2 separate regions of the Homo sapiens genome follow, and region 1 is linked to region 2. The links are chromatin loops, found by intact Hi-C in ENCODE. Cell type or tissue: K562. All regions are shown on one strand. Each heading gives the region's core, and the rest is flanking DNA. Links, peaks and the distances in the headings are about the cores only. Region 1 overlaps GABRP (gamma-aminobutyric acid type A receptor subunit pi). Region 2 overlaps RANBP17 (RAN binding protein 17).

The links. A loop is a pair of places that touch in the nucleus more often than their neighbours do. Peaks named below come from ENCODE experiments on the same cell type or tissue, not always from the same donor. Only the 100,000 strongest peaks of a DNase experiment are listed, where the experiment ranks them.
Region 1: a loop joins it to region 2, with 2.0 times the contacts of the local background. A loop is called at or near these places in 10 of 110 quality-filtered maps.

What each region holds. Positions count from the first base shown.
Region 1 is chr5:170,805,665-170,821,522 of GRCh38, forward strand. GABRP (gamma-aminobutyric acid type A receptor subunit pi) reads left to right here. Exons shown (of 10, transcript NM_014211.3): 7 at 52-189; 8 at 2,936-3,088; 9 at 3,904-4,091; 10 at 6,292-8,383. The coding sequence ends at 6,594. Among named protein-coding and RNA genes, the nearest start is that of GABRP, 30 kb to the left of the region's middle. In K562, for the core only: a CTCF peak has its summit at 4,093 (motif pointing right); no DNase peak of the experiment used is centred there.
Region 2 is chr5:171,152,533-171,169,209 of GRCh38, forward strand. All of the region lies in intron 14 of RANBP17 (RAN binding protein 17), which reads left to right. Among named protein-coding and RNA genes, the nearest start is that of TLX3, 150 kb to the right of the region's middle. In K562, for the core only: a CTCF peak has its summit at 10,239; a DNase peak (open chromatin) is centred at 10,249.

The DNA.
Region 1 (15,858 bases), core at 1-8,000, 350 kb before region 2:
GTTCAATCTGGAACACCCTTGCACTGACCAGGGCTCCATTTTATTTGCCAGGGGGCTATGATGGAAATGATGTGGAGTTCACCTGGCTGAGAGGGAACGACTCTGTGCGTGGACTGGAACACCTGCGGCTTGCTCAGTACACCATAGAGCGGTATTTCACCTTAGTCACCAGATCGCAGCAGGAGACAGGTAACTCATGTGACAAACTGTATGAAATAAAAATAAGTGAACTGAGGTGTAGGGTTGCTCTCTGAGTCAGAAATATCGTCTTCTCACTTTACCTCCTTGGGATGCAGTGGAGCGGGACAGTAGGGTTTGTGCTGAGCAATTCCACCTCCTCCACACCCAGTATTAAAATGGTCCACTGAGGAACAGACCTCTGGACCAGCTCTGAAGCCTTGCACCATGTACCTCCAGATACTTGCTAATGAGTGCTCAAATTCCGTGCCTCCATCATGCATAAAATTTATTCATATTTCTCACTGGAACACTAGTTCTCTGACACTGAAGAATAAAAATAAGAATACAGCTCAAAGATGAAGAAGACAGCAGCAATGCCCAACAAGAGCATGAACACTCTAATTATTGCAAACATGGCAGGAAGTATTACTTATTCATTTCATTTACCAGAAATGCATCTCTTGGTCTTTGGCGATTTTACATAGACATGTTTGGAAAGATGTGATGTTATATAAAAGCAGCTGGCATTTTCCTCTCACTTCCTTATGATAATATTAAGAACGCTTATTCTCATCAATATTTGCACCCTAAAAAATTACTACATATTTTATTTTATTTAATTGAGACAAAGTCTTTCGCACAGGCTGGAGTGCAGTGGCACGATCTCAGCTCACTGCAACCTTCGCCTCCCAGGTTCAAGCGACTCTTGTGCCTCAGCCTCCTGAGTAGCCGGGATTACAGGCATCCTCCAGCATGCCCGGCTAATTTTTGTATTTTTGGTAGAGAGGGGTTTCGCCATGTTGGCCAGGCTGGTCTCGAACTCCTGACCTCAAGTGATCCACCCGCCTTGGCCTCCCAAAGTGCTGGAATTACAGGCATGAGCCACCGCGCCCGGCCTACTGTGTATTTTAGTTGAGCCTAGGTGACATTAAAAATCATATGTCACACCAAGATCATGGTTACATGAAAATTAGAAACTAAAGGGTATGTATAGAGAAAAGACTGGAATAGAAGGAAAGATGATTTTTTCTCTCTACTTTTCTTATTTTCCAAATTTTTCTTTTCTTTTTTCTTTTATCTATTTACTTATTATTTTACTTTATTTTATTTTATTTATTTGAGACAGTGTCTCACTCTAGTGTCACCTAGGCTGGAGTGCAGTGGCGCAATCTCAGCTCACGGCAAAATTCACCTCCTGGGCTTGGGTGATCCTCCCACCTCAGTCTCACTGGTAGCTGGGACTATAGGTGTGTGCCATCATGCCTGGGTAATGTTTTGTATTATTGTAGAGATGAGGTTACATCATGTTTCCCAGCTGGTCTCGAACTCCTGAGCTCCAGCAAACCACCTGCCTTGGCCTCCCAAAATGCTGGGATTACAGACATGAGCCACCAAGCCTGGCTTTATTTTCCAAAATTTAAGTAATTATCATGAATTATTTTTATAATGGGCAAATAAATACACTTTATTTTTAAAGACAACTTTGTAAATTAGGGCTATGCAGTCATAGTTTACCAAATCTGGATTCCCAAGTTGGGTTCATATAAAAAATGGCTTCAGTTTTCAAAATTATGTAATCTCATGTAGCACATAACCACCCTCTTTAGGTACAAAAGAGGGTCGTTATTTAGTCAAATGTTGATTCTAAGGTTTGCTTGTTTGTTTTTAAAACATTGACTTTCAAAATCAAGAAAATAAAGCAGGCAGTGTAGACTGATAAAACATCCCTGGACCAACGGGCAAAAGACCTGGTTTTTATTCTTTCTTCTAACATCAACTCCAGGTCCTTTTCAAATCACTAAAACTTCCTGTGTCTCAATTTACCCATCAATAAAGTAAAATAATAAGTAATCTCTAGGGTCTCACCAAGCTCGAAAAGTACATATTTTTATTCTATACTATATTTATCCAGGCATATGTCTGTTGTTTTTTTAATGGTATAATTTCTCATTTCAGGCTTTAATTTGGGGGTGACAGAGGGTTGGAGCAGCTCCCATTCACCATCCTGTTTTTCCCCAACAACAATCTAAGCCAGACTTTTCCTGTTCCCAGAGGATAACCTCTTCATTCATGCATCCACACCAGTGCTGGCCACTACTGCTCACCTCCCCATAATAGAAGCACAGCAGGAGCAGAGCTTGGGACTCTAACCCATGGACATATATGTTTTGTGCTACAGTAGCCTATTTACCACAGAGAATTCTGTTACTGATAGCTCTCTAACACATGCCTTTCCCACATCTAGAATACACTGCTAGATTCCCTAAGGATGGCCCTGAAGTAGTATAAAATCTGGGGTGCCTCTGAAATCATCAAAAATTCACTTATATTTAATAGGTCCATTAGGTCTATTCCATAGTATTCCTTGAGAAACAGATGGTCACAGGTAATCTTCATTAAACAGGTATTTATTGAACAACTACTTTGTGAGTGCAGAACTGAAAGATTCAGTGTTTGCCCCCAAGGAACTCACTGTCTAGTGAGGCAGACGTCAAGAAAACCAGTATTGATTGCACTGCTGTAGGAATACTGTGATTCAGAAAAGCCCAGGTTGGACATAAGGCAGGACAGCGCCCCTATAAATCCCATTCAATGCAACAGCAGTGTCTCCTGTGGAAATCATAATGACAGTTCATACATAACCAGATTTAGATCAATGACAGAGGGCTTAATGTACATATAGTTAAGCATCCCATAGAGAAACCACTTGCTACACGAACAGACACAATTTCCTATCTGTTGTTTACCCTTTCAGGAAATTACACTAGATTGGTCTTACAGTTTGAGCTTCGGAGGAATGTTCTGTATTTCATTTTGGAAACCTACGTTCCTTCCACTTTCCTGGTGGTGTTGTCCTGGGTTTCATTTTGGATCTCTCTCGATTCAGTCCCTGCAAGAACCTGCATTGGTAAGCAGCTCCAACAGGAGATTTCTAAGAACTGGCTTATCAGGTTACTTACTTTTTTTCCTTTTACCATTGTCTTCATTGATATTCCTAAGGCAGTTCCAAGAGTTGTTTTCTTGGGAGATTCTTTTACAGAGAAAGAAAGAGAGAGACAGAAAGAGACTACTTTAGGATTCTGGGTTTTTTGTTGTTGTTTTTTTTTTGGAGACAGAATTTCACTCTTGTTGCCCAGGTTGGAGTGGACTGGCGTGATCTCGGCTCACTGCAACCTCTGCCTTCCAGGTTCAAGTGACTCTCCTGCCTTATCATCCCAGGTAGCTGGGACTACAGGCATGTGCCATGATGCCCAACTTATTTTTGTATTTTTAGTAGAGATGGGGTTTCACCACGTTGCCCAGGCTGGTCCTGAACTCCTGACCTCAAGTGATCTGCCCACCTTGGCCTCCCAAAGTGCTGGGATTACAGGTGTGAGCCACTATGCCCTGCCAGGAGTGGTGCATTTTTAAACTTAAGTTTTACAGTGACAAGTAAGGGATCATTGTGCTTAGATGGTCTATTGTCAGTTCTTTTGCATATTTATCACCCCCTCCCAGGAGAAGACAGAACGTGAAACATTAAAAAAAAACACATCCCTCATATCTGTACAAAATGGACAAATCAACCCTATTCTAGAAGGTCGCAGACTTTTCAAAATGAGATGCATTCCATTTCTGGGTCTTGCCCTCACCCTGCCAATTCTCAAATGGGGACACTCTGCCAGGCTATGGTGGAGGACTAACCAGTCACTTTGTAGGAACATCCCCTGCCTGTTTTCCCAGGAGTGACGACCGTGTTATCAATGACCACACTGATGATCGGGTCCCGCACTTCTCTTCCCAACACCAACTGCTTCATCAAGGCCATCGATGTGTACCTGGGGATCTGCTTTAGCTTTGTGTTTGGGGCCTTGCTAGAATATGCAGTTGCTCACTACAGTTCCTTACAGCAGATGGCAGCCAAAGATAGGGTAAGAGTCTTGAGGGCCCTGTGTATGATCCATCACTGGTGCCGTGTGCTGATCTGTAGACATGGGCTGGACCTGGCTTCTATCCCCACCCCACCCGCAGTGATTCCCTGTGCTCCAGTGAGTCTTATCCTTGTTCAGGTGGGAGCAGCTGGAAGTCATGGTGCCCCTTGAAAAAGACCATTCTTTTCACCAAATACAATGAGATATTAATATGTTTAATTTTCCAGCAGAAAATATGTTATCTGTATGCAGCATAAAATCACAACCACAGGAGCAAGCATCCATGAAGAATCCAATATGAAAAAAACATGATCAGCTGCTTGCAAGTTTTATATTAATATATATTTACTATTTAATTCTTTTGTTGCATTATTTTGTCCTTAAATTATACAAGTAATGCTTTACTGAAAAATGTATGGAAATATTAGATTGTGACAAATTTCTTGGTGAGCATATTTTTCTGCTAATTGAGAAAAACTGTCATTATTTGGTTTAGCAATGGAACACTATAGTCCAGCTCTCTAAATAATAATAATAGTCATTATTTATCAAGCATTTACATGTGCCAGACACAGTAACAAGCCTTTTGCAAATACTATATTATTTTAAATGCTCATAACAACCCAATAAGGTTGTCTCCTTTTTTAAATTTATGAAATCTGATAACAAGAAGGGAAAGAGACTTACCGCAGGGGATATAGATACTAAGAGGTAGAGCTGGGATTCCAACCTAAACCTACTTGGTTCCAAAGCCTGACACTTATCCGCTATTCCCACTTGCAGAGAGCATTAGACCATGCTCTTAACTATCACCCTTTACAGGTTCATGGACCCCTAGTGTTATTTGGAAGCCAAATTTGATAGATAATGGCATTCTAAAGTTCATGCTAAGAAGCAAGAAAATGATAGGGATCCAGTTCAGAAGAGGTGCCCACCTTGAGCAAAGTGCTAGGACCACGGAGGATCTAATAGTGTAGAATGAGGAATCAAAATGACCCAAAGATCCAGTTGCTTTTTCCCTTGGGTTTGGCTACAGTGAGTAATGTTTCATAGTCATGTCATCCAAGCACCAAAGGCAAATGACCACGTGTGCCAGCCAAAGAGGAACATGGCTTTTATTTATTTTGCTCCCTTAGGCTTCCTTATGAGGGAGGAAGGAAGTTGAGTTACCTCCTCATCCCCCCGCCCAAGAATCTGGATTTACTAGATTGGCAAAATGGACATTGGTGAAATACTGACAGCCTCCTCTAAAGACACCAGAAAGCTCTTATTCTGCTGTGTATATGATAATCACTGCACTATGGAGTACTCACTGTGTCCTAAACATCCGTCAACATCTCCTTTAGTTCATCCAACAACACAATGAAATGAGTACCATTATTATCCCAATTTTACTCTTGAGAAATGTGCCACTAATTGATGTGGCACATTTCTCAAGGGTAAAATTGGGATAATAATGGTACTCATTTCATTGTCCTGTACAGTGATATGGTAACTCCCATAAGACCCCACACCTAGCAAGCGGCCTGGTCAAGGAACCAAACCACACTCTCTCTGACTTCACTACACTCCCACATTCCTGGGAGTTGACCCCAGCCATGTTGGAGAATGGCAACTCCTTGCAATGGCAGGGAGCATCACTATTTCTGCTTTGGTGGCAAAGCCTTTAAGACACAGCTGATTTCTATTATCTCTCGTAATCAGTTACTCCTTTCTCCCTGGAACAGAATTGAAGTCATCAAACACCTACCAGATGCTTTCCATTTTTTACCATTTAATCTTCCCATCAGTCTCAAGATGGCAATACCAATCACCATTTGGCAGGCGAGGAAATAAAGTCTTGGAGGGATTGAGGTGACTAAAGTTTCACAATAGTGAGAGGCCGAATGGAATTTGAACCCAGGTCCACTAACTTCAAAGCCTGAGCATTTCGCATCTGGCACACTGCTCAGGATATCCACAGTAGGCCATGTTTACTCCTCCTGTTATATATGCTGGTGACCTACAAATAGGTGTCTCCAAACAGGGCAACAGGAGCCCAAGCCTGGCTTATTGGCCAATTTCTGAAGCACTCAATGCCACTCTCTATTAAGCCTAATTATTCAACACTTAGGCCTCTAAACTTTTTATTAGCTCATTACCTACTTATTTATTTTGCTGAGTCAAGTCTTTTAAGCTAACTGCATTGTCTATGAACTAGGGGACAACAAAGGAAGTAGAAGAAGTCAGTATTACTAATATCATCAACAGCTCCATCTCCAGCTTTAAACGGAAGATCAGCTTTGCCAGCATTGAAATTTCCAGCGACAACGTTGACTACAGTGACTTGACAATGAAAACCAGCGACAAGTTCAAGTTTGTCTTCCGAGAAAAGATGGGCAGGATTGTTGATTATTTCACAATTCAAAACCCCAGTAATGTTGATCACTATTCCAAACTACTGTTTCCTTTGATTTTTATGCTAGCCAATGTATTTTACTGGGCATACTACATGTATTTTTGAGTCAATGTTAAATTTCTTGCATGCCATAGGTCTTCAACAGGACAAGATAATGATGTAAATGGTATTTTAGGCCAAGTGTGCACCCACATCCAATGGTGCTACAAGTGACTGAAATAATATTTGAGTCTTTCTGCTCAAAGAATGAAGCTCCAACCATTGTTCTAAGCTGTGTAGAAGTCCTAGCATTATAGGATCTTGTAATAGAAACATCAGTCCATTCCTCTTTCATCTTAATCAAGGACATTCCCATGGAGCCCAAGATTACAAATGTACTCAGGGCTGTTTATTCGGTGGCTCCCTGGTTTGCATTTACCTCATATAAAGAATGGGAAGGAGACCATTGGGTAACCCTCAAGTGTCAGAAGTTGTTTCTAAAGTAACTATACATGTTTTTTACTAAATCTCTGCAGTGCTTATAAAATACATTGTTGCCTATTTAGGGAGTAACATTTTCTAGTTTTTGTTTCTGGTTAAAATGAAATATGGGCTTATGTCAATTCATTGGAAGTCAATGCACTAACTCAATACCAAGATGAGTTTTTAAATAATGAATATTATTTAATACCACAACAGAATTATCCCCAATTTCCAATAAGTCCTATCATTGAAAATTCAAATATAAGTGAAGAAAAAATTAGTAGATCAACAATCTAAACAAATCCCTCGGTTCTAAGATACAATGGATTCCCCATACTGGAAGGACTCTGAGGCTTTATTCCCCCACTATGCATATCTTATCATTTTATTATTATACACACATCCATCCTAAACTATACTAAAGCCCTTTTCCCATGCATGGATGGAAATGGAAGATTTTTTTTTAACTTGTTCTAGAAGTCTTAATATGGGCTGTTGCCATGAAGGCTTGCAGAATTGAGTCCATTTTCTAGCTGCCTTTATTCACATAGTGATGGGGTACTAAAAGTACTGGGTTGACTCAGAGAGTCGCTGTCATTCTGTCATTGCTGCTACTCTAACACTGAGCAACACTCTCCCAGTGGCAGATCCCCTGTATCATTCCAAGAGGAGCATTCATCCCTTTGCTCTAATGATCAGGAATGATGCTTATTAGAAAACAAACTGCTTGACCCAGGAACAAGTGGCTTAGCTTAAGTAAACTTGGCTTTGCTCAGATCCCTGATCCTTCCAGCTGGTCTGCTATGAGTGGCTTATCCCGCATGAGCAGGAGCGTGCTGGCCCTGAGTACTGAACTTTCTGAGTAACAATGAGATACGTTACAGAACCTATGTTCAGGTTGCGGGTGAGCTGCCCTCTCCAAATCCAGCCAGAGATGCACATTCCTCGGCCAGTCTCAGCCAACAGTACCAAAAGTGATTTTTGAGTGTGCCAGGGTAAAGGCTTCCAGTTCAGCCTCAGTTATTTTAGACAATCTCGCCATCTTTAATTTCTTAGCTTCCTGTTCTAATAAATGCACGGCTTTACCTTTCCTGTCAGAAATAAACCAAGGCTCTAAAAGATGATTTCCCTTCTGTAACTCCCTAGAGCCACAGGTTCTCATTCCTTTTCCCATTATACTTCTCACAATTCAGTTTCTATGAGTTTGATCACCTGATTTTTTTAACAAAATATTTCTAACGGGAATGGGTGGGAGTGCTGGTGAAAAGAGGTGAAATGTGGTTGTATGAGCCAATCATATTTGTGATTTTTTAAAAAAAGTTTAAAAGGAAATATCTGTTCTGAAACCCCACTTAAGCATTGTTTTTATATAAAAACAATGATAAAGATGTGAAACTGTGAAATAAATATACCATATTAGCTACCCACCAAATCAAGTGGTCATCTATACAATGATTGTTATAAGATCCAATCTGGAGAAGGTATGTATCACAGTACAAACTCAATGGGCTCACATCCTTCTATCCTCATGTTCCCCCAACCCCAAACGGTACACATATATGCTCAAGACACACATATAAACCCTACCATTAATATCTTCTGCCAAGCAAATAGTAAATGCTGGTGACATAGCCAATGTTTTCTTTGACATCACTGCACCACAACACCTGCCTTGCAGTTAAACAGCTGAGCCTGGTGATAGCAAAAGAGCCAATTCTCAAAAAATGTCACAGATTTTCTTCTAAGCATTCTTTATCACTTGGAATTCTCTTTTTTGTTGTTGAATGATATTTTTATAGTTTGAGAATACACTTTGCGGGGGGAACATTGACTCTTGGATTTTGTATCACTCTGCACTAAAGTGTAGCTACTACATCAGAGTTCTCAGTAAAAACTTCTAATATTCGAAACCTGTCCATTTTATCCCCTACCCAGAGCAGTCCCAGTGATCACGTTGTTCAAAATATTTACTTCTTGGTTGAAAATATCAAGAACAACCTCACCAAATTTCCAAAGGACATGAAACTAGCTGGGGTTGGGAATATTCTAAATCATAGAAATATAATTATTAGTTAACTTGCTACTGAGACTAGCAATAGTCTCAATATAAGAAATCATAAAAATATAGGAAGACACTCAATAGCAACTAAATGGCAGATGGTTCATTTCAAATGAAAGGGAGAAATGAGGGTGGGGCGCAGTGGCTCATACTTGTAATCCCAGTATTTTGGGAGGCTGAGGTGGGTGGATCACTTGAGGTCAGGAGTTCGAGACCAGCCTGGGCAACATGGCGAAACCCTGTCTCTACTAAAAATAGAAAAAAATTAGCCGGGCGTGGTGGTGGGTGCCTGTAATCACAGCTACTCAGGAGGCTGAGGCAGGAGAATCACTTGAACCCAAGAGGCAGAGGTTGCAGTGAGCCAAGATCACACCACTGCACTCCAGCCTGGGCAACAGAGTGAGACTCCATCTCAAAAAAAAAAAAAAAAAAAAAAGAAGAAGAAAAGAAAAAAGGAGAAATGAGCATAGCAGAAAAGGGCTGGAGATTACAGTAGACCTCAAGCTGGAAATGAGCAGGCAATGCAGGGGAGTCCCCGTCGAAGAAAAGTACAGTATGGCTTTCAGTGCCAGGTGATATGGTTTGGCTCTGTGTTCCATCTCGAATTGTAATCCCCACATGTCGTGGGAGGGACTTGGTGGGAAGTGATTTGATCATGGGGGTGGTTTCCCCCATGCTGTTCTCATGATAGTGAGGGAGTTTTCACAAGAGCTGATGGTTTTAAAGTATAGCACTTCCTTGCTCTCTCTCTCTCCTGCTGCCATGTAAGACATGCCTTGCTTCCCCTTTGCCTTCCACCATGATTGTAAGTTTTCTGAGGCCTCCCCAGCCATGCAGAACTGTGAGTCAATTAAGCCTCTTTTGTTTATAAATTACCCATTCTCAGGTAATGTCTTTATAGAAGTGTGAAAACGAACTAATACACAAGGCAAGTATAGTGACAAGCATAAAGATCTGCAGTTAGTGGGAGTTTGAGATCAAGATATGGTCTTTTGGCCAGGTGCAGTGGCTCACGCCTGTAATCCCAGCACTTTGAGAGGCCAAGGTGGGTGGATCATGAGGTCAGGAGATCGAGACCATTCTGGCTAACATGGTGAAACCCCATCTCTACCAAAAATACAAAAAATTAGCCAGGTGTGGTGGCGCATGCCTGTAGTCCCAGCTACACAGGAGGCTGAGGCAGGAGAATCACTTGAACCCAGGAGGCAGAGGTTGCAGTGAGCCGAGATGGCACCACTGCACTCCAGCCTGGTGACAGAGACTCCATCTCAAAAAAAAAAAAAAAGAGATAAGGTATTTCTTCAATGTTGTGCCTTACTCTTACACATAGAGAGCAGTTCTTCTCAGCTGCTGGCCCATAGTGAATTTTTATCAGTTTACTGCCAAAGTTCCTTGCTTTTTAAAACGTATACATTTTTAAAATTGTCTTTTAACAGACAAGGAATTACACCCTAATATGTGATCAATGTAAGTTATGTGTGATATTTTTTAAAAGAAAAATTGAAAATATGTTTAATCTATTTTTAAAATTAAATATATATTAAATTACATATAATTTTCAACAGTTTTGTAAAGACTTTAAATATATATCAGACTGCAGTATATTTGGGTGGAAAACACTGAGTTCAATTTTGGCCCATACTTCTAGGGATGTACAGAAATGGGGAAAGAGAGAAGAATGACAGAAGTGATTTAAATAATAGAAAACAAGTCCAACAAGAAGGAGCTTTTGTACCTTGGAAAGTAAGCTGAGTAAATGACTGTCATTATTAGGTTCAAGAGAAATTTTGTGCAAGGGACATGCTGTTCCACTATTCACCTGAATAAGTGAACTGAATAAAAGTAAATAGGCATAAAAGCACTTCAGAGAAAGCCTAATTGTTTAGAAGGAAGAAAATGTGCAGGTTGAATAATGAAATGCTCAGATTCTCCATCTGGAAATTTCCCATGAGAATAAAGAATCATCTCTCCCTTTGATTTTGCCATACAGCTGCCTGAAAGCAGACAGCTCTATTTTACCAGGTAATCTTGGAAGGTTGTAGATGCAGGGAGATGCCTCTGGCTGCAGAAAATTAAAGTGTCAACGTATTGCTAACATAAAACAAATGCCTAAGAATATTCCTGGTGGCCCACAAGGTTGAACTTCAAAATTATGATTTCTTTTGGGGGATCTGAAGGGGAATCATGTGATTCATAGCTTTCAGTGACTTGGCTATGATATGAAACTTAACCACTCAATATCATTTCTTCTAACTGTGCCTTCCCAGACATTAGATAAAATGCAATCCCATTTGAAAACTAGGAAAGAGAATAGAACATGAAAAGTGAGTAAATAACTACCTGATGGTCCAATGTCCCTGTGATCTTTGAGGACATCTGCATTTACAAGCCAGCTAGCTATTCCTCTCTCAGTGAAGACGAGACCCAAGAGTTAAAGAGTTGTAGAGTTGGGCAATGTTGTGTATCTTTTTGCTGTAATACATTATAGCCATGAGTACAACTATATGCGGAGTCCTGTGAATCCTCCTGGTGAATCATCAAACCTAGCCAGTGGTCATGGGGACTCTGGACACACAGGCTTTGAAGCAGTGGTTCCTGAATCCGGCTGATCATAAGAATCACTGGTGGAGCTCTATAGGCAACTGACCCCAGAGTCTCAACTCAGACTTATGGACTCAAGACCTGTATTTTTCCAAGCTCTCCACATGTGAAGCCAGATGGGAAGACAGATACCACGTGCCTTGGTGGAAAAGACAACAACTTCATGAAAACTACATTTTCAGGAGGGTGAAATAATACAGTGTGTCCACCACATGGAAACGTCCAACAGGATATGACTATTGAATATGAATAATATGTAGAGCAGACAGAAAGCAAATTTTTCCTTCTGTTTCATTGAATCTCCTATGTTAGTGCCAAGAAGGAACAGGACATCTGACATGGTTTGGATTTGTGTCTCCACCCAAATCTCACATCAAATTGTAATCTCCAATGTTGGAAGACGGGACTGGTGGGAGGTGATTGGATCATGGGGGAGGACTTCCCCCTTGCAATTCTCGTGATGATGAGTTCTCACGAGATCTGGTTGTTTAAAAGTGTGTAGCACCTCCCCCTTTTCTCTCTTCCTTCTGCTCCAGCCATGTAAGACGAGCCTGCTTCCCCTTCACCTTCTGCCATGACTGAAAGTTTCCTGAGGCCTCCCCAGCCATGCTTCCTGTATAGCCTGTGGAACCATGAGCCAGTTAAACCTCTTTTCTTTATAAATTACCAGTCTCAGGTAGTTCTTTATAGCAAAGCAAGAATAAACTAATACAACATCTATTTCTGATGTGGCCATAACATGACAAAAAAGCATCCAATGATAAATTTGTGGTTGAAGAATGATGCAGGCATACAGGGATACAGCAGTTCTTTGTTGCAACTCCCAGTTTTTGAGACACTAAACCTTAACCTTAGTTAAAGTTAATTTGAGTTTATGTAAATCAATTAAAAACATTCACAGGAATGCAAAAAGTTAGACTACCTGCAATCAAAGAACCTGCTTTCTGTAATGGGTAGGAGGGGGCAGCTGGCTTGAATGATGCCTCATAGGTAGCCCTCAAGGTCAGGGGTCTGAGTCAAAAGCTTCACTAAGAACTCAGAGTAATGAAAGGAGGGAGCACTCAGCTGAGAAATATGCGATCATCAGAGTTGTGACATAAAAAGGCAACTCCAAATTTTTTCCACAAAGAATCTAGTTGCATTCCATTTCAGACTTATCTCAAAAGACTAATCCAGTTTAATTTAGTGTGGGAACCCAAGAATGAGAGTCAGACTTCCTTCTCCTTCTCAGGGCCTCTTTGAGTCTGGCCTGCCAACTTACTCTGTGTCTGCACCCAAGGCAGAGGCCTGCAGTTTCTTTTTGGACTAAGACACTTGTGTAATTTCCAAATTTTAGAAGTTTTGAAGCTGGGATTTCAGGTTGAATACATTCATGGACACATTTAACGAACAAGAATTGTGGCTATGTCCTTAAAACATACAAAGAAGAGGCATGAATGATGAATAGACAGTTGGTCTCTATGAAAATATTTCTTTTTAAAGGAAGTAGGCAAACATGTCTCTGATGGATTTTGCTTTTCAATAACAAATTATTGAACCAATTCACAAAAACATATCTTGAAGGATCGAAAAGCCCTCATTCATAAACCAAATCATATCTATGGAACAAAACAAAGGAAATGGGACAGGGTGACAGTGGAAACTGATAACCACAAATATCACCAATAAAAGTTAGACTCAGATGCCATGGCATTTAAAGCCACAAACTTTAGAATGCAATAATAAAGTGAATTTTCAGAATGTAAAGAAGTCCCAGGAGAAATTATCCATTTAAAAATATGTGAGATGTGCTTTTTCTGAGTTTGTATATTTCTTACATCCTAAGAAAACATTCTAATTCATTTCACAGAGGGATTCAAAGGCAAATTCTCAACAAGGGAAATACAACTTTGTTTTTTATCTACTCATTTAGGAATTGAATAGAATTTATTAAGTTATTTTTTCCACAAAGAATCTAGTTGCATTCCATTTCAGACTTATCCCAAAAGACTAATCCAGTTTAATTTAGTGTGGGAACCCAAGAATGAGAGTCAAGAGACCTGGACTCTACTATTAACTGAATCTCTATTTGCCTAAGTTTTCTAATACGTCAAAGGGAACAAATATATTCACCCTTTCTATCTCACAGGTTTGTAGTATGGTTAAAAATTAAGATTATAAATGTGAAACTATTTTGGACATGTGATATCAGTCACACAAATGGGTCCTAATCAATCTGATACATGGTTATACACATATTACATACTCCCAGAAAATCAGTAGCTGGGACTTGATGAAGTGCAGCCAGCTTATATGTCATGTTAGTAGAAACTAGGGTGGGAGACGACACAGGATGCGTCCAAAATCAAACAGGGCACAGCCAAGACTAGAAGCCATGTCTTCTAGGCCTAGCATCTTTTCACCAATCCCATGACCTCCTCAAAGGATTCTGTGCACTCAGCTTCATGCTCAGCCTATGCAGAAGCAGGGCTGCAAGATTACAACATCTATAGAACAACAGCAAGCCGCGACCTCATAAAGATTGAATGGCATTATCTGTGGCCTGTGTCTTGATGATCTCTCTCAATCTGCCAGAACTGTTCCACACCCTAACCCACCCACCAGAAATTTGAGGCAGGGGCATCTCTGGAATCTTTACTAGCAAATCAGATCATTCTTCCCCAGAAAAGACTTAAAGTCATTTGTTAGCCTAGAGGACCCTGCTTTTCACCTCTTCCATCTAAAAGTTCCTGCAAAGGAGATCACAAAAGCTGGCATCTTGCCCACAGTGCATATTGGAGCAGCCTGGCTCACTGCTCCAAGAACACAGTTAACAAGAACATCCTATTTCATCTCTACAAAGGTGAAAGATCTCAGCTCATGATTCCTCTCAGCACTCCACTGGTGATTGTTTTAAAAATGCATTTGTATGTATACACAATGCCTTCTATTGCAATGAATCTTTCACATTTTTAAAGGCAAGTTGTATGTTCTGACACTATAAATGGTAGTAAAGGTATTTCAAATTATCTCCCATTTGCTTACTATATTAACCAAGAGAGTACATAAAGGGCAATAAAGTTACATCTTTATCAGAAAAGCATACTGTGCTTTGGTAAGCACTGTGTTGTCACAGCACCACTGTCTGCTCAAAGTTTTGTAATGTTTTCCAAATAGAACACAGGAGTAAAGTAACTTTTATGCAGTTTGCTGGGGGAAAATATTAAGAATAATCACCATAGTGCAGTCCATCAGAGGTGTTTTTATTTTTTTATTTTGCTTTTTCTCAGATAGAGAGACTTGATGTTACAAGTTGCATGAAAGGACGGAAGTCCATGGTGTATAAATGCTAGTTAATAGCTACAATTTTTTATGTGACAACTATGTACTAAGCACCTCACCTACCCTATCTCTCATCCTGACAATAGTCCTATAAGGTAGATGATATTAATCCATTTTGCAGAGGGGAAAACAGTGATTCAAGGAGATTCAATGGCCGGCTCAAGGTTACATAGTTGGGAAGTGGCAGAGCTTCGATTTGAACCCAGGTCTATTTGGCCTCAAGACTTCTGCCTGGGCTGGGTGCGGTGGCTCACGCCTGTAATCCCAGCACTTTGGGAGGCTGAGGTGGGGGGATCACCTGAGGTCAGTAGTTCGTGACCAGCCTGGCCAACATGGTAAAATCCCGTCGCTACTAAAAACACAAAAATTGGCTGGGCATGGTGGCACACGCCTGTAGTCTCAGCTACTCGGGAGGCTGAGGCAGGAGAATCACTTGAACCCGGGAGCCAGAGGTTGCAGTGAGTTGAGATCATGCCAGTGCACTCCAGCCTGGGCAATGAGAGTGAAACTCTGTCTCAAAAAGAAAACAAAACAAAACAAAACCTGTGCTTCATCCACTACACCATACAGCCTCATTCTTACAAGTTGTTAGAAGTCTCCAGAATCTGGATCCAAGCTAGACAATAACAGAAATGAAAGAAATGCAAACAATAATAAGATCATGCCCCTTTCACTTTCCCACCTTAGAAATGTCCACTGAACTTTCCATCTCCAAAGCCAGTAACTCATAAGGGTGATGGGAAGAAACAAACTGACCCTGTGAAGAATCCAGGGAGGATACTGGAGAGGTTAGGAGGCTGGCTTTGACCTGAGTCAGCTTAGGTTTCTGCCCTGGCTCTGCCTGTCACCAGTTAGCTGTGTGACCTGACTTAACCTCTTTGTACCTTATTTCCTTCTCTGTAAAATAGGAAAAATGTCCTTATAGC
Region 2 (16,677 bases), core at 5,738-13,737:
ACTTAGAAATCTCCCTGTTGCTCATGACATCAAGCCAGTACTCTGGCTTTTAAGGTTCTCCATAATCTAGCTCCATCTACTGTCCAGTTTTTGGTTTCCACAGCTCCCTTCTGTCATGCTGACTCCCATTTTTAACTTGGATCATACTGTTCTCTTCCTCCTTCTGCCCACACTCATACAAACTCATACCTGGATCATATTTGCTGTTAAAACTTAATAATGGCAATGCTCGCACTCATTTATTGTTTATTATACACCAGTCACTATGATGATAAACCTTCTATGTGCATTATATCTTAATAAGTCTCAAAATAATCTTATGACGAAGGTGTCATTAACCTCATTTCTATAGTAGAGTAACTCAACTAAGAGTACATAGGTAGGAAGTGGCATTCACAAGATTTGACCTTAGGTCCTTCTAACTCTAAATCCATTAAATGATGAAGTGTAATTCCTGATCTTGCTCCTAAAGCATTTTATGCTCTGTGTCCTTATTTTCTTAGCAAGGTTTGAGATTCTTGAGGAAAGGGGCAGTGTCTATACATATCTTGTATCTGTCATACAACTAGGACAGTGCTAGATTATCACCTATTTTCTCATTGATTGATTGGATATTGATTAGAGTGAGATGGTCAGACTTTATGGTGACAGAAGGAGAGAAATTTTATTCTGATCCTAGTCATATTTCTGAAGTAGGTGTTGTTAATTAGAGCAGCATCTTATTAAGAAACAGTGGGTTGGAACCAGCCAGTGTTTAGTTTTCAAGAATTGTACATTAGAAAAAGATTTATACAGAGTCTGTAAGAATGTTATTTTTGGCTAGATTAGTGGCACTCTTTTTTTTGTTTCATTTATTATACAAATACTTATCATTACAAATCTGTTTATTATATGCTAAACAGTGGGACACACTATTGCCTAGGGAAAGATATTCCTGCCATCACAGACTGGTGGAGAACACAAAGTTAATAGGTAATCATTGTTCAATGTAATGAGGCCCATGACTGATATGCAGAATACTGGGAACATATTGGAAGATAACTGATGAAATCTTGGGGAAGACAGGGGAAGACTGACACCCAGGGGGTGCTTGGGTTTCTTTTAGTGTCATTCACTTCTGCATATAACATACACAGGGAAGTAAGATAGGACCAAGAGTTGCATATTAGTGCAAAAAGAGAACAGAAGTGTTCAGCTTCATGTTTTCCACTTTTCCATTCAAGATTGCAAACAGGCTGAGTGCAGTGGCTCATGCCTGTAATCTTCAGGCGGATCACCTGAGGTCGGGAGTTCAAGACCAGCCTGACCAACTTGGAGAAACCCCATCTCTACTAAAAATACAAAATTAGCCAGGCATGGTGGCACATACCTGTAATCCCAGCTACTCGGGAGGGTGAGGCAGGAGAATCTCTTGAACCAAGGAGGCGGAGGTTGCAGTGAGCCAAGATCACGCCACTGCACTCCAGCCTGGGCAACAAGAGCAAAACTCCATCTCAAAAAAATAAATAAATAAATAAATAAAAATTGCAAACAAGACCAAGAAATCTAAATAACAGTTCACTTTAGTTTTTTTTTTTTTTTTTTTTTAACCAAATTAAGGGGGTTGAGGACAAAGTGAATATTCCATCTTTTCTAAGAAGATAATTAGTAAAACAAATGAATTTAACCTACTCCTCTTAGTTGGCACCAAGAACTACCTGCTATTTCCACTGTCTGATAGGTGCCAAGATTATTTTATGTGCAAGTCAAGGTGTTTTTTTCTGAGACGGAGTCTTGCTTTGTCACCCAGGCTGGAGTGCGGTGGCACGATCTCGGCTCACTGCAAGCTCCGCCTCCCGAGTCCACACCATTCTCCTGCGTCAGCCTCCTGAGTAGCTGAGATTACAGGCATGCGCCACCATGCCCAGCTAATTTTTTTTGTATTTTTAGCAGAGACGGGGTTTCCCCATGTTGGCCAAGCTGGTCTTGAACTCCTGACCTCAAATGATCTGCCCACCTTGGCCTCCCAAAATGCTGGGATTACAGGTGTGAGCTACTATGCCCAGCCAAGATTATTTTATGTATATTGAATGAAATAGCATTTAATATAGTGTTTACTTTGGATTTACTAGAACAAATGTCAGTGAATACATATTTTTCCCTAGCAGCTAAGAAACAGCATTGTCAAACAGTGAAAACAGGAAGTTGGGGAAACCATTTAACTGTATAACCTCAAGAAATCTAACCACTATTTGATTTTGCCATCTAAAGTATTGTGTTAGGCTGGGCTCAGTGGCTCACGCCTGTAATCCCTACACTTTGGGAGGCCGAGGCACGTGGAGCACCTGAGGTCAGGCGTTTTGAGACTAGCCTGGCCAACATAATGAAACCCTGTCTCTACTAAAAATACGAAAAATTAGCCGGGCATGGTGGCGGGGCACCTGTAATCCCAGCTACTCGGGAGGCTGAGACAGGAGAATGGCTTGAACCCGGGAGGCAGAGGTTGCAGTGAGCTGAAATCACGCCACTGCACTCCAGCCTGGGCGACAGAGTGATACTCCATCTAGAAAAAAAAAAAAAAAAATATATATATATATATATATATATATGTACACACACACACACACACATATACACATATATGTATATATATGGAGTTAATGATACCTAGCTGTGCCTATTTTGATTGTACATTCTTAGCGATGCAAGAGGGAGAATACAATTAGCCTTCCCCCAGCCAAAAAGAGGATAATCCAAGTAATTAAAGATTTAAAATAAAATTTTATGAATGAGATGTAGGAGGTAGAGAAAGTAGCCATAGAGAAAGTGGATATTTTGTCAGTTATTTTTCTTGATCACTATTTGAGAATAATATCATTTAATATCAACTACAGTGTGGGAAAAGGCAATGATGATTTCAGCAAATGAGCATTTACTATTAAAAAAGAAGCAAAAATAAGTTATGAAATATAGCAGAGTTCTCCACATACATTGATGTTATACAATTATGATTTATGATGATAATAATTCCCCTAATTCCATAATCTGTGAAAATGAAATAAACTTATTTCCGTGAACCCTTCAAAAAAGATAACTCCCACAAATTCCTAATCAAACTGATTTTAAAAGAAAAGAGAAAAAGTAGATTTGAATGGAGAAATCGAGTGCTACAGAATATAAAATTTTCATTCATTTGTATAGTGGATTGTCATCTTGAAGTAAAGATGAAATGAAACAAAGTTGTTTGTGCTTTGAACATTGAAGCATTGTTCATCATGCATAATTAACAAAGTTGAAATTTTGTAAGTATGAATCATGCACAAAAGAGCCACAGCTATGATAGCTATTACAGGAAATGGAGGAAATTAATAATAAAAGGCAATACACTACCTCATAAATACATTCTCATCATAAGATTGGAGCATGAAAGCATTAAGAAAATGCCCTGATTAATTTAACAACTTAATCCTGTAAATTGGAGTATAGTTATTTCAGAATTCATTTGTACATAGACAAAGCAGAGACACAAAATAGCTTACTTTCATTAAGATTTTAAAAGCAATTCTTATGGATATGTGAAGATAATATTCTTTCAAAAGAAAGATTATAAGCGGATGTTCCTTAATGTTTCCGAAATTACCTAGTTTCTATATCTTTCTACAAGTACTATATTATATTCATTAAGAATCAGAATTGGCACATTCTGGGTTACATTCCAGTGATCTTACCTTCTATATAATTTATTTTAAGTAACTGCTAAAATTATGATTTTTAAAAGACTATGTGATACTAGGAACATAAATTAGAAGAAAAAGGTACTTTCTTAGTTCTCAGTAATTGAGTAAAGTTTAATCCTGATTAGAAGATCCTTGAGTACCATTTTGATGTGTGAAATAATTTATTTAGATGTTTTTAAAATAAATTTTGGAGTATTTTTGTAAAGTGCAAATACATGAGTAGTTTTCTAGAACGGCTTTTATGTCATGTGAACATGTGTGGATCACTATATTTTTTTTCCTATTAGCTATTTGGTAAAAGTCCACAATTTGCCAAGATGGTTAATAGGACACAAATATAGACATTTCATATGATGTACCATGTAAATGTAAACCTTTGTAGTTACATGTTTTTGTAGCAAGAGAATTGTTTTAAAAGGCATGTAATTTATTAGCTATCGGTAGCTTCTTTATTGCCTTGCCGCACTGCAGTAATAAATAAAAGAAAGTGAACTGATTTTACAAATGGCACACAAGGTGCACATTTTGTGGGAAAAAAAGTCTTTTTTTAAAGAATTGGCATTAAATCCTTTTTTTGTGATGACAAAGAGGCTAAGAGTGCAAACTGTATTTTCTGTTTATCGAAAACAGTCTTTTTTTCTCCGGGGCATTTTTCCCTATGATCATCAAGGGATTTCAAAAGCAATAAAGTGTGGAATCATTGTTCGACTTGAACAGTATTAAAACTTAGGTTTTAATTTCAGTGAAGTAATAAGATTTGAACCTGTCTCACATTACAGCACTGTAAGGCATTTAGCAATTGTATTTTAAAGGAGGTTTTTAAAATGCAGCTCACTTGTAAGCTAACTGTCTGTCAGTAATTAATAGTTTTTCTTCAGCATTGGCTGTTGTGATCAGACCAAGAAATATCTGGGTTTTTAGTAACACATTATGATAATTGTGAATGTTTATTCCTAATTAGTCTAAATGTCTAATAATTTTCAGCTTGCTTCTCTGGCTGTTTAAAAGAAAACAGAGGGTGATGTTTAAAGCTACAGTGTGTCTTATAAAAAATATGAATGTACATCTGCATGTATATTTCAGTAAGTTTTACACCCGGCAAGATTATGTCAGTTGACTCATTCATTAACTAAGTATTTTATTCTTCAGTACCATTTCCTAGTTTTTGATATTACATCATTTATATAGGGATTGCCAAATAAGGTACTGTATGTAAAGCTAAACCCACACTGATGATCTGGACTCTTCAGTGATGAACATTGAAACTTGTCTTTACTTCTTAAAAAGGGCTTTAAAATATGAGCATTTCTACTAAAACAATGTGGCAACATATTTGCTGATGAAAGATTGTATTTACCATATTGAATTGCCTTAGAAAATAATTGCCTCTACAAAAGGAAACATCTGTATGATAGCGCATGGTTAAAGCTGCCATCAATTTTTAACATTTGAGGGTTGAGCTATGACCTTTTATGATGACTGTGAACAGTAACTGCATCCATTAGCCATAAGTTTTGTTTCTTTATTTTAGTAGATGGTCTAGACTGTAAATATTAGAGAATCTAAAATAAATCAACATATTATCCTAAGGATACAAAATGTAAGAGCTATTTGTGGTTGGGAACCTTTGACAGATAGTTTGGATGAAGCAGATGATTGCCTGCCTAGCGTATCTGGTCTCCATTGCTATGCCTGCAGGCAGTTTAGTGCTATGGTTGTATATTGATGTCAGGGTTAGTACTGAGTGGCTAGCAGTGACAGATGTCTATAATTACAGGCAATGCTTCCAGTATTTCTGAAAAGCCAGCCTATGTTGAACAATTATCTTATTTCTGCCTTGCCAAAGAGCATGTTCCAATTGCTAGTATTAGCAATGGTGAATATAGTGCTTTATCTGCTGCCTTGGGACAAATGTGAGAAAAGCACTTGGTTATAAAACATAAATGCAAAATATTTTTTCAACATTTTAAATTAGTTAAGTTCAGTGTTTTCCTAATTTTTATCTCCCCATAATGTTTCTTTTGAAGGAGTCTTGAAATATAAAAGCACATTTGGCATACTTATTGGAATTTTGTTTTCCCCTAGGCCTTGCGTGGCTCCCCAGCGCCAGTATCCCTTGCTTTACTGAATAGATGTGTTTAAGCAAGTTGGCTTTGAAACAAGTTTCTCCTATGTGAATTGCATTTTCTGGTTGACACCCATTACAAAATTGGAAATGCATTTCCATGGAAAATCTCCTATGCCCAGTAAGTTTAGTTGGAAACTTTTAACAAGAAAAATTATAACATAATAGAAAATTTTGAAATGTGCTAAACACCTTAGTACTGGTGGCTTTCCATTTGCTGAGAATTGCAATTCTCAAGTTTTGTTGTAACCTTTTTTTTTTTTCTTAAGCCTTTGACCATTTATTGTCCATTTCTGTCTCTCAATTTTCATGGTCACTTCCTTCCTTGCTCCCTCTTGGCCCACTTTTCTGACTCATTAGAAATGTTTTCATGCTTGTTGGTGCCAGTTCTCACCTGCCCTTTTTATCTGGTCATTTGCATTCATGAGCTATGGGCTGTCATACCACACTTTCCAGCAGGTGCGGCTGCCTAACACATGATACTCTCTAACCTTCCTAAAGATTAAGGTGTTGGGGGTTAAAACATTATCCATGTTGTAAGTTATGAATCCTGTATTTTCAGGTAATGTAGAATGAGAAATATCTAGGAAATATCACTTGAGAATGCAGTTTATCTTCAACCTTAATCTAACCTGCAATGGGTTTCTGCTTTGCATTTAACCACTTTGCTGAATTATTCATTACATTTTCTCATTTAGTCTTCTCAACAATGTTCTGTTTAATATACATGAATATCATTTTGCAGAAATATGAAACAATTTCAGAATTAAAAGCTTGTTTAGTGGCAGGCCCTTGGTTTCAACCAGATCATCTTACTCTGAACCCAGTTTGCTTTTCGCTGTATCACATTGGCTATGTATGTATTTAGGCATGAGTCCAGGAATGATCAGTTTCAGAGTGTGTTGACTGATAATGCCAATATCATAAGTTTCATCTCCATACTAGCTGTTTTACTTCCCAAGGAAAAGACTCATTTCTTTAACTGAAGATTGGATGTCTAGTCCTGGCTCGCCATCAGTCACAAAAGAACTAAGCTAGATCCTTGATATTTTATGTCCTACAATAGGAGAAGCAACCTAGAACCAATAGTCTAGTGTCAGAGATCAGTAATATTATATTTATTTCTGAAAGGTAGCCCCTTTCTGTTCCCACTGTGAGAGAATGCCCCTTGGGAGCCCATCACCTAAAAACTCTTAATAATTTTAAACTAATGATAGTGTTCTGGACCCCCGTGTCTGTGTACATTAATTTAGTAAAGAAAATTTGGGCCGGGCACAGTGGCTCACGCCTATAATCCCAGCACTTTGGGAGGCTGAGGCAGGTGGATCACGAGGTCAGGAGATCAAGACCATCCTGGCTAACACGGTGAATCCTCGTCTCTACTAAAAAAATACAAAAACTTAGCTGGGCGTGGTGGCAGTCGCCTGTGGTCCCAGCTACTCGGGAGGCTGAGGCGGGAGAATGATGTGAACCCGGGAGGCAGAGCTTGCGGTGAGCCAGGATCATGCCACTCCAGCCTGGGCGACAGAGTGAGACTCCATCTCAAAAAAAAAAAAAAAAAAAAAAAAGAAAAAAGAAGAAAATTTGGACAATTGGATGGACCTATTGATCTGAATGGGGAAAACTTTGATAACTTATTGGACACAGTGATCATCTACTTACTCAGTGAGTTGAAAACTTACCTTGGAGATAGGAAGCAGGAACTTGTATTGACTCAAAAAATGAGGATGAAAGCTTTGAATCTGGCAATATAGGTGATGCAGATAAGTTCTTGAGATAAAATAACACCAAATACCACAGATCATTCTGTTTTTCTCCTGACTTTTTTTCTATCACTTTTCTTACTACTTTATTTCTTTGCAAGACTCAAAGACTAGACCCATTATTTAATATTAGAAGTTATGTTACCTTTCATTAAGACCCTCTCCCCTCTAACTACTACTAAAGCTACTCACATACCCACTTAGAACATATATCTGTTTTCTAGTATCTAGTCCAGATAAAGCACAAAGAAAAGAGACATTCCAATAAAAATAATAGGTAATACTTATGAAAATTTTACTGTATACCAGGACTGTTATAGGTCCTTCACATAAATTAACCATTTTAATCTCAAAAATTCCACAGATTAGGTACTACTCTCATCCTTTTTATATTTGAGGAAACTAAGGTTTAAAGGGTAAGCAACTTGCTCAAAATTACTTAGTAAGTGGCAGAATCTCACTAGTCTTGGGCTTCAGAATCTATTCCTAACCACTTCACTAGATTACCTCCTATTTTGTGATATTATACTTTGTAACCCTAGTTAAAAGATGTACTTTTGCCAATCAGAAGGTTACTTTGCCTGCTTAAGTCATTAGCCTCAGTTGCCACACTTCTATAATGAAAGTGCTTCATGGGAAACAGTACTAAGAGATTCTTTTTGGTTTTTTTTTTGAGATGAAGTCTCACTCTTGTCGCCCAGGCTAGAATGCAATGGAGCAGTCTCAGCTCACTGCAACCTCTGCCTCCTGGGTTCAAGTGATTCTCCTGCCTCAGCCTCCCAAGTTGCTGAGATTACAGGCGCGTGCCACCACGCCCTGCTAATTTTTTGTATTTTTAGTAGAAGTAGAAGCAGGGTTTCACCTTGTTGGCCAGGCTAGTCTGGAACTCAGGTGATCCACCCATCTCGGCCTCCTAAAGTGCTGGGATTACAGGCGTGAGCCACCGCGCCCGGCTGAGATTCTTAAAAATCATTCTGTCAAATATTATTTATGATTTATTCTTTTTTAGGGCTAGCTTTTAGTAACTGGTTTCTGGAATTATCTCACTGAAGCAATCCCATTGTCATTCATATAACCACATCCAGAATTTGAACAGGACTTCACCATGTCTCTGCTCATGGGCTCCAGAATAAAATCAAAGTCCCAAGAATATCATAAGTAACAACCACAAAGATTGTCAGCCACTTTCTCCTTTTATTTGAGATTGGGGAGGCCTTTTGCTCTTATTTCTGGTGCCAGGTGGCAGGTCCCTAAACTTTGTGCTTTTTAGGTTGTACGCCTGAGGAGTGATGTACCCAGAGTTCCAGAGAAGGCTTGGAAAATAGTTAAGGTGAGTTGGGTTGCTGGTTATGATGGTGGACCAGCAATCTTTATGCTTGTCTCACTACAGCCTCAGATTCTAATTAGTAAAACAGGCATATGCATACAATGATTAAGTGTAGGCATGCATTGTCTTCATTCCCTTTTTATGCATTATATAATTCTACAATGTTCATATTTTATAGCCAAAGGTTTAGTAGTCCACTAATAAGCAGTATTAGCTGCAAAGCCTATATTTAATGTGGTTGCATAGTACAAAAGCATCCTAGATTTCTTGATGCTAACATTGCTGAGTAACCAATTATAATCAGTTATTAATACTTAAGAAAGTTTTATTTGGCTACATTGAATAGCATCTGTTATTGAACAGTGTCTAGAGCACATGTATCCCTTGTGTCAGAATGTGTTTCTGGCTGACACCTTTAGGAGGTACGGGGGATTAAACAAAATATTTTACTTCCCAGTTCCCCACCTCTGCTATCACCCTCTCACAAACTTCATCCAGCATCAGCTTCTTTGCCCTAAAATTTAATCGTCATCTTATAAACTTGCTATTGCAAAGAATTATAAATATTCCTTTAACTGTCTGAAATGCTCTTTCAAACCATGGTCCCAAAATCCTCTACTAAAATTAAGCCTTCTTCCCAAGCATCTGGTGCCATAGCCATAGTTAGCTTCTTTTTGAATGGGCTTGGGGAGATAATATATTTACCCAGGGCTTTACCATGGCTTTATCCATAGAAGACTAGTTTAACAGAAGCTTGGCCCCAGACATGGAGTGAATTGGCAGCCAACAGGAGCAAAGCTGTGTCAGGACAAATGTACACTCTCCATTTTCTCTGGTTGGCTTTCAGCTGGTTGCACCACAGGAGTCTTTCTGTGGACTGCATATCCTGTGACCAGTAACTGGTGCACTCAACCCAGGTCCCTCTTGGCTAGGGAAGGCCTGTCGGGAGGCATTAGGTTCATGCTGGTGGAGATCCTTAGTCAGTGGCTCCCTGAAGGAAAGTAAGGCAAACAGCCAGCTTCTGTTGAACAGGTGGTAGTTAGACCCTAGATCTGCTTGGGGGTGGGAGGAAAAGAATCTCTCCAAAATTACCAGCCTTGCTGGTTTTCACATTATACCTGTACTCTTTCTAATAAATTATTGTTTAGAAACTGACTCAGAAATATCTCTGACAGCATCTGGAGCTTTCTGACTTTTCCACCTTCCTTAGCAGTCTGGATTTGGGCCCAAGTTAGAAATGGAAACCCCACTGGGGTGCAAGCAAAAGAGGAAGCATGTTCTTAGCCATGCATCAGTGGAGGCCCCTACTGGGAGAGGGGATTATCACAAGGCAGCAGGCAGCCCTGCACCCCAGCCTGCTGAGTTCATGCTTTGTGCCACAGGATGTGGAGCGAAGGAAATGTGAGGCCAAAGTGGTCACTCCAAGTTTTCTTATACAATAGCTTATTCAAGCAGACTGGGAATGCCTCTTAAGAGATTTGTTAGGTACATGTGCCCTTAGCAAGATGGCCACCACAGATGGTGGGTTCAGATATTCTAATTGAAATAAATGTTTAACATTCAGATGTATTTTATACTTCCATAACCAGTTTTTCTTTATCAGATGCTGTTCCTTATTCAACTGAATGAGGCAAGCAGGATTATTCACCTTTTACCACTTGATTTCCAACATAAATTATGGTTTTAAAATCAAATTCTGGCAAAAGATTTTTCTGTCTAATTTCAGGCTTATATTTAGTGATGTTATTTGAAACGATATGGAAAAATTAGTCACCCAGGATTAATGTGGATCTATTCAGTGTCACTAAGTTTGTGTATTTAATATACAGCAATGATGTTTGTACCATTAATTCTCTTGTTATGGTGATAAGTTAATTGTGATTATCATATTTTATCCTGCTTCAAATGTTAATGAAAGAGCTAAGTACCTTTAGTTCCAAATGGTTTAGATCCAAGTCATTAAATGCTCTATTCTTTCTTACACCTCTCCTCCTCCCTCCTCTACTAATGCCTTTCACATTGATGAGGTCTTTCTTATAGAAAGCACTGAATTGACCTCAAAGGCACTTGAAGCCTAAAACAAAAATATGAAAATTGATTTCTTATTCATAGTAAGTGATTTCATACTGTGTTCCTAAATTCTCTTCCTAAGGAACACTAATGCTTTCATTATATTGGATCCTTTCCAGTGACAGGTTTTGTTTTACCAATTTAGAACCAGTTAAAAACCTTCATTAATAAGTCATTCCAATAGATTGAAACAATACTTGAAAATTCACAGTAATATTTGGGGGATCTTTTGTGGTATCACTTTTGTATTACCTGATATGTTTTTGAGAATAAATTGGTTCAGAGAAGGTTTGTCATCCAATGGCAAAATACTTTGTTGTTGACTTCTACTGCACTGTTAATTTTCTGCATTGAGCCTGCTTAAACAATGCACTAAAGCTCTTTGAGAAGTTATAGCATCTTAAACACTTATAGAAGGCCTAAGGGTATTAACTTACTATAATTTTCTGAAGATTCATTATCCAAAATCTTAATTCATTATAAAAACTCTTTTGAAAACCTATAGAACCAGTGTTTTCTCTTATTTTCTTATTTGCACAGAATGAGAGATTCGTTGTTCTTTTTAATTTGTTTCATGTGGTGCTTTTGAGTACATTTCATAAAGGACTGTTATTGAATTTCTGTGACTGTCATTATATATCCATACAATCTTTAGGAACTAATATTCTGGGTTTCCCAGTTCTGTAATCTACTCCAAATTTAAAGATTGACATAATTAGTTTCCTCAGAGTTATAACCAGAATGTTAGAGACAGTGCTCCAGATACCTAAGACTAAGGATTAGGATTGGTAAAAGAAATTTTAAAAATTATTTCGGCACATGCTTTTTTTATTCTTTATTAAATGTACAACTCAAAATTATGTTGCTATTTGTAGTTTATGTCCGCATCTGTTTTTCTTACCTAGTTCCCTTTTTAAAACCATATGTAACATCTTTTAAGCTACTTGCAAATTCTACAGGCAATATTTGTCATTTGATGAGTTGAGAATTTGGAGAATGTATTGGCTCATTGAAGCATTATGTACTATCCAAATGCTCTTTTCTTAAATTTATAAGAACCTTTGCAGTAAAATAAATACGGCTAAGAAAACAAATATATTAAAACAGTTTTTTAAGAGCATGCCTTCTCAAATCTGTAATAATGATAATTCCTTACATTTCTAATCACTTTCCATATTTCAGGAGCAAGAGAGATGGGTAACTGGTTAAAATGGGTAATTTTTCTAGTTTCTAAGACAATACACATTGAGAAGTAGAAAGAATTTGATTTTGTATCATGAAATTTTGAAGCAGTTCCTTTATGCCTTTAACAAATGCAATTTCTGAGTGTTACTAGAAGGTGTTAATTGAACATATTTGTAAAGATTTAAGAGTTATGGATACAGATTATAAGATTTTGTTTATTTGTTTTAACCGTCTTTATGCTGTGTGAAAATCTTCAAAGCACCTTCTGATTTTTTCTGTTATTTTTCATGTGAAGAGCCTTCTCTTCAAAAGGTGTTACCTGACCACTTCAGCACCTACTGTGCAGAAGGGTCAATGAAAGGTTGTACAGGGAAACAGCATTTGTTGAGTAACTATTAAATGTCAAGCTCTGAGTTCGGGATCATCATTTAATCTAATCAAAAGCCCATAAAGTAGGTTTTTTTGTTTTTTTGTTTTTTTTGAGATGGAGTCTCGCTCTGTCACCCAGGCTGGAGTGCAATGGCACAATCTTGGCTCACTGCAACCTCCGCCTTCTAGGTTCAAACAATTCTCCTGTCTCAGCCTCCCAAGTAGCTGGGATTACAGGTACACGCCACGACGCTCGGCTAATTTTTTGTATTTTAGTTTGGGGTTTCACCGTGTTGCCCAGGCTGGTCTCGAACTCCTGAGCTCAAGCAATCCTCCCACCTCGGCCTCCCAAAGTGCTGGGATTATAGGCATGAGCCACCGCGCCCAGCCTAAAGTAGGTATTATTATTATTATTACTATTTTATGGGTAAGAAACCAAGATTCAGAGACCTTAAGAAACACCTAGTTAGTGGCAGATATAGAATTCAAATGCAGTATCTTTGGGACCAAAGTCTGTGCTTTTTCTACTTGCTAAGTTTATCACGACAGTGTTCTAAGACAATATACCACTGGAGATGTAAAGAGAAATAGACATTTCCCCTGCATTCCAGGAGTACATGCTGAAAATAGTGGAGGAAACGTATTCGTGTGGAAATTAATACTACAAAAATATCATATTCTATTATATGTTTTGAGAAGTGCCCGTAACAGGCTGGCAAGGTTTCAAATTAAGACTCTTCTTACTGAATTTATAGGGAGAGCTTCTTCCAGAAATATTATTTAAGCATTAAAACCACACCTTTTAAAATGACAACATTTTACCAGTGTTCATCCCAGATGGGTAGGATTTGGGGTATATTATTTCACAGGGGGAAGAATACATGCCTTTTATGCGTTTTCCTTTGTTAAAGAATCATATATGAAATGGGATTGACCAAAATGTACATTTTAACCATATATTCTTTTTATTCATTTAAGAAACATTATTGAGTAGTAGGCACGTGAGATTTTAAAAAAACAGAGCATCATTTCTGCTCTCAGGGAGCTTACAGTCTATTATGCAGGCATATTATGAAATGCAGAAGAAGGAAAGAAGGGAGGAGGGCTCAGACAGGCAAAACCTTGGTTACAGAATGTGCATCTCTGACTATATAAAACTCATAACCAAAGGCATAACCATATATTCAGTGTCATTGTATTGGCCATCCTTCTCTGAAGGATGACCACACAGATAGGTTTAGTCTCTTATTTCTTAGATTTTGACTCATTTTTCATTGTGATGAGATTATCTTAATACATTCTGAAATAAGAGACAAGGAATCTGTGGACTGAAAGTGAGTTTTTTTTTTTTCCTTTTCTTGCATTCCTATGTAACTCCTATATACTTCCTTAAAATAGATACTGCAATATGGTTTCTTCTTGGTGTCATAAAAATTATTTCGGTTGAAATAATACAAGTTGTAGAAAGTGTTAAAAACTCTAAATACTGTGTTAGAAGATTTTTCTGTAGAAGACTTTCATTGACCTGTGCTTGATGATAAACGATTTTGTAGGTATTTCCTAACTGAACAAATTACTTCTCACTCCCAAATTATCCATGTTTAAAAGGGATAATTAAATTTCAAATGTTTGGAGACATTTTCATGTTTTCTGCATGTTATCTGAATGATAAGGTACCTTGAAAAATGAGAAACAGTCTTTTAAAAGAAACACTGTAATCATACATTGATTTTAAATGACCCTGTCACACATGAAAACAAATCAGATTGTTGCTCTTAATGAGCTTTTCAATTTACTATTCAGTAGATCAGATAAGTGGATTTAAGAGGTAATGATCCTGTTTAGTACTCAAGCTTGACTGTCAGATCCTAGTAGTGGAGAGAAATCCCCAAGGACAAAAGCATTGACACAGTTCTAGATGGGATAATGGGAATCAAAGCTAATGGATGATAAAAGGAATGGTGCAAGTTACAAGGATAATTGTGGATTAAAGCACTGCCATGTGTCAATGTTGACTGTTTTTCTAGTATATTATTGGGTCAGATCTGATGCTTTGAGAAACTGTTTTGACAGCAGAACACAACAGACCTGCCTGCCTAGCTTCCTCCTCTTTTGAATGCCAGGGACACGGTAGGAAAACTTCCTTGTAGGACCCATTGAATTAGAAAGCACATTTTTTAATGTTAAAATGTTTGAAATGTTTAAAATCACATTTTAAAATGCATAATAAAATGATTAAAACAAAAATTATGTCTGAGTTTTGCCATAAAAAAGGCATTTATAATGTCTTGAAAATGTAAAATTTGATTTTACGAAAGTCCACTGTAGTTATTTATCGAAAACAAGAAAATTAACCAGTAAAGATGTAAATACAATAAGAAGAAAATAAGTAATTTGAGATAATGCCATGGACACATCCTTTCCAAAACCAGGATGTCATGGAATTTATTATTAATTTCATTTATCTATATAAATGATCCTGTGTACCATCAAAGAATTTGTGCTTTGAGTTGTGGTAAAGCTAGTTTAAACATACTCATTCATATTTTCATCTTTGTTAAACAAACGTGCCTTTTAAATTCCAGTCAGAGTTAAGGGCACACAGTCTCTGGCCCTGGAACTGAGCAAGTGGGTAAAGCAGGGCACACAGTAGGGTGTCTGATCCCTACTGTTAGTTGATTTTATAAAACTGGGCTTATTTTAAGGATCTCTTGACAGGGGTGCCACTAAAATAAAATTAAAGACAATTGCTATAATCAGTTACTAAATATTCAAGCTGTTCTCTCTAGCTACTTTTCTTTTTCTGTTGTAATTTACGATTCTATGTATTTTGTCTGTAGAATCCAATATGTGCTTAATGGGAAAAGTCGTTTCTCTCTCTTTGTGTAAAAACTATTCACATTATAATATAGTCCTAGTAGATCCAGACCGTGTCCTTCCACTGCACATTAAAGCCACGTAGTATTCACTTGACACATATTGCCCTAGGTGCAATAGTAGGGACACAAAGAATAAGGCATAGTGTCACCCCTCAAGAAGCACTCAGTGTCATGAGGGAGATTCACATCCAAACAGTTACAGTGTGAAAAGCGCCATGACAGAGGAATGGACTGGACGTTGTGGGAACATAAAGGAGAGTTCAACTCACTGTGCCTAGGAAGCCTTCAGAGGAGATGACTTTTGAATGAGTATGAGGGGAAAAAGAGGAAGAAGACTGATTGAGGCAAAATGACCAGCACATGAACACATAAAAATCTGAAATTGCATGAGATGTCTCAGTGATCCATCAGCATTTTATTGTGGCTTGAGGTTGAGGGAAATGTGGAAGTTGAGGTAGGCTGAGGCCAAGTTGTGAAATGCTTTGTGTGCCATTAATCATGTCGATGCTAGGTTTTCCAAGGGACCCAATTTGTATACTTCTATATACGAGAGAGGTTTGGCATCATGGTGAGCTTAGGGAAACTTTCTGTTCTACATATCATTCTTCATTAGAGCCCTCTTTGTGCTTAAAGGTTTGTGATTATTGAGGATTGTTGGTAACTGACTTCTTTAGATTCTCTCTCCTCCTTAGCTCCCTCTTTCCCCCAAACATCTTACAAGCAACAATGGTCACTTTAATCTTGTTAGAGATGAAGGCCTACTCTCATGGGCAAAGTCACAGATATATAATCACTGAAATGCTTTTCTGTAGGGCTCAGAAGTTAGTAGGTAAGGCAGCAGGAATTTGAATCTCAGTCTTCCTTTCTCTCTCTCTGTTTCTCTCTCTCTCTCTCTCTTTCTTCCCCAGCTTCTGCTCTCCACCGTTCAGCCCTTCCTGCCTTCTGTCACCCTCTACACCTAACCCTTCCTCCTCTCCCTCTTTTTCTCTCCCTCTGATTCACTCCATCAGCCTGAGGAGAAGGCTTCCAGACACAGGACTCAGGTTGAAAGCCTGGAACACAACCTGCTGGTTCAAATGGTATTTAAAATCCAGAAAAGAAATTTCTACAATGGCAGCTTTCCTCCCCTCTATGACCCTATACCTCTGGGTGATTTGTGTTGCCCCTGTGATACCTTCATGACCTATGGTGGTGTATCAAGCTCGTGTTCAGATATAAAAAACAAAAGACAGAGGGAATAGAA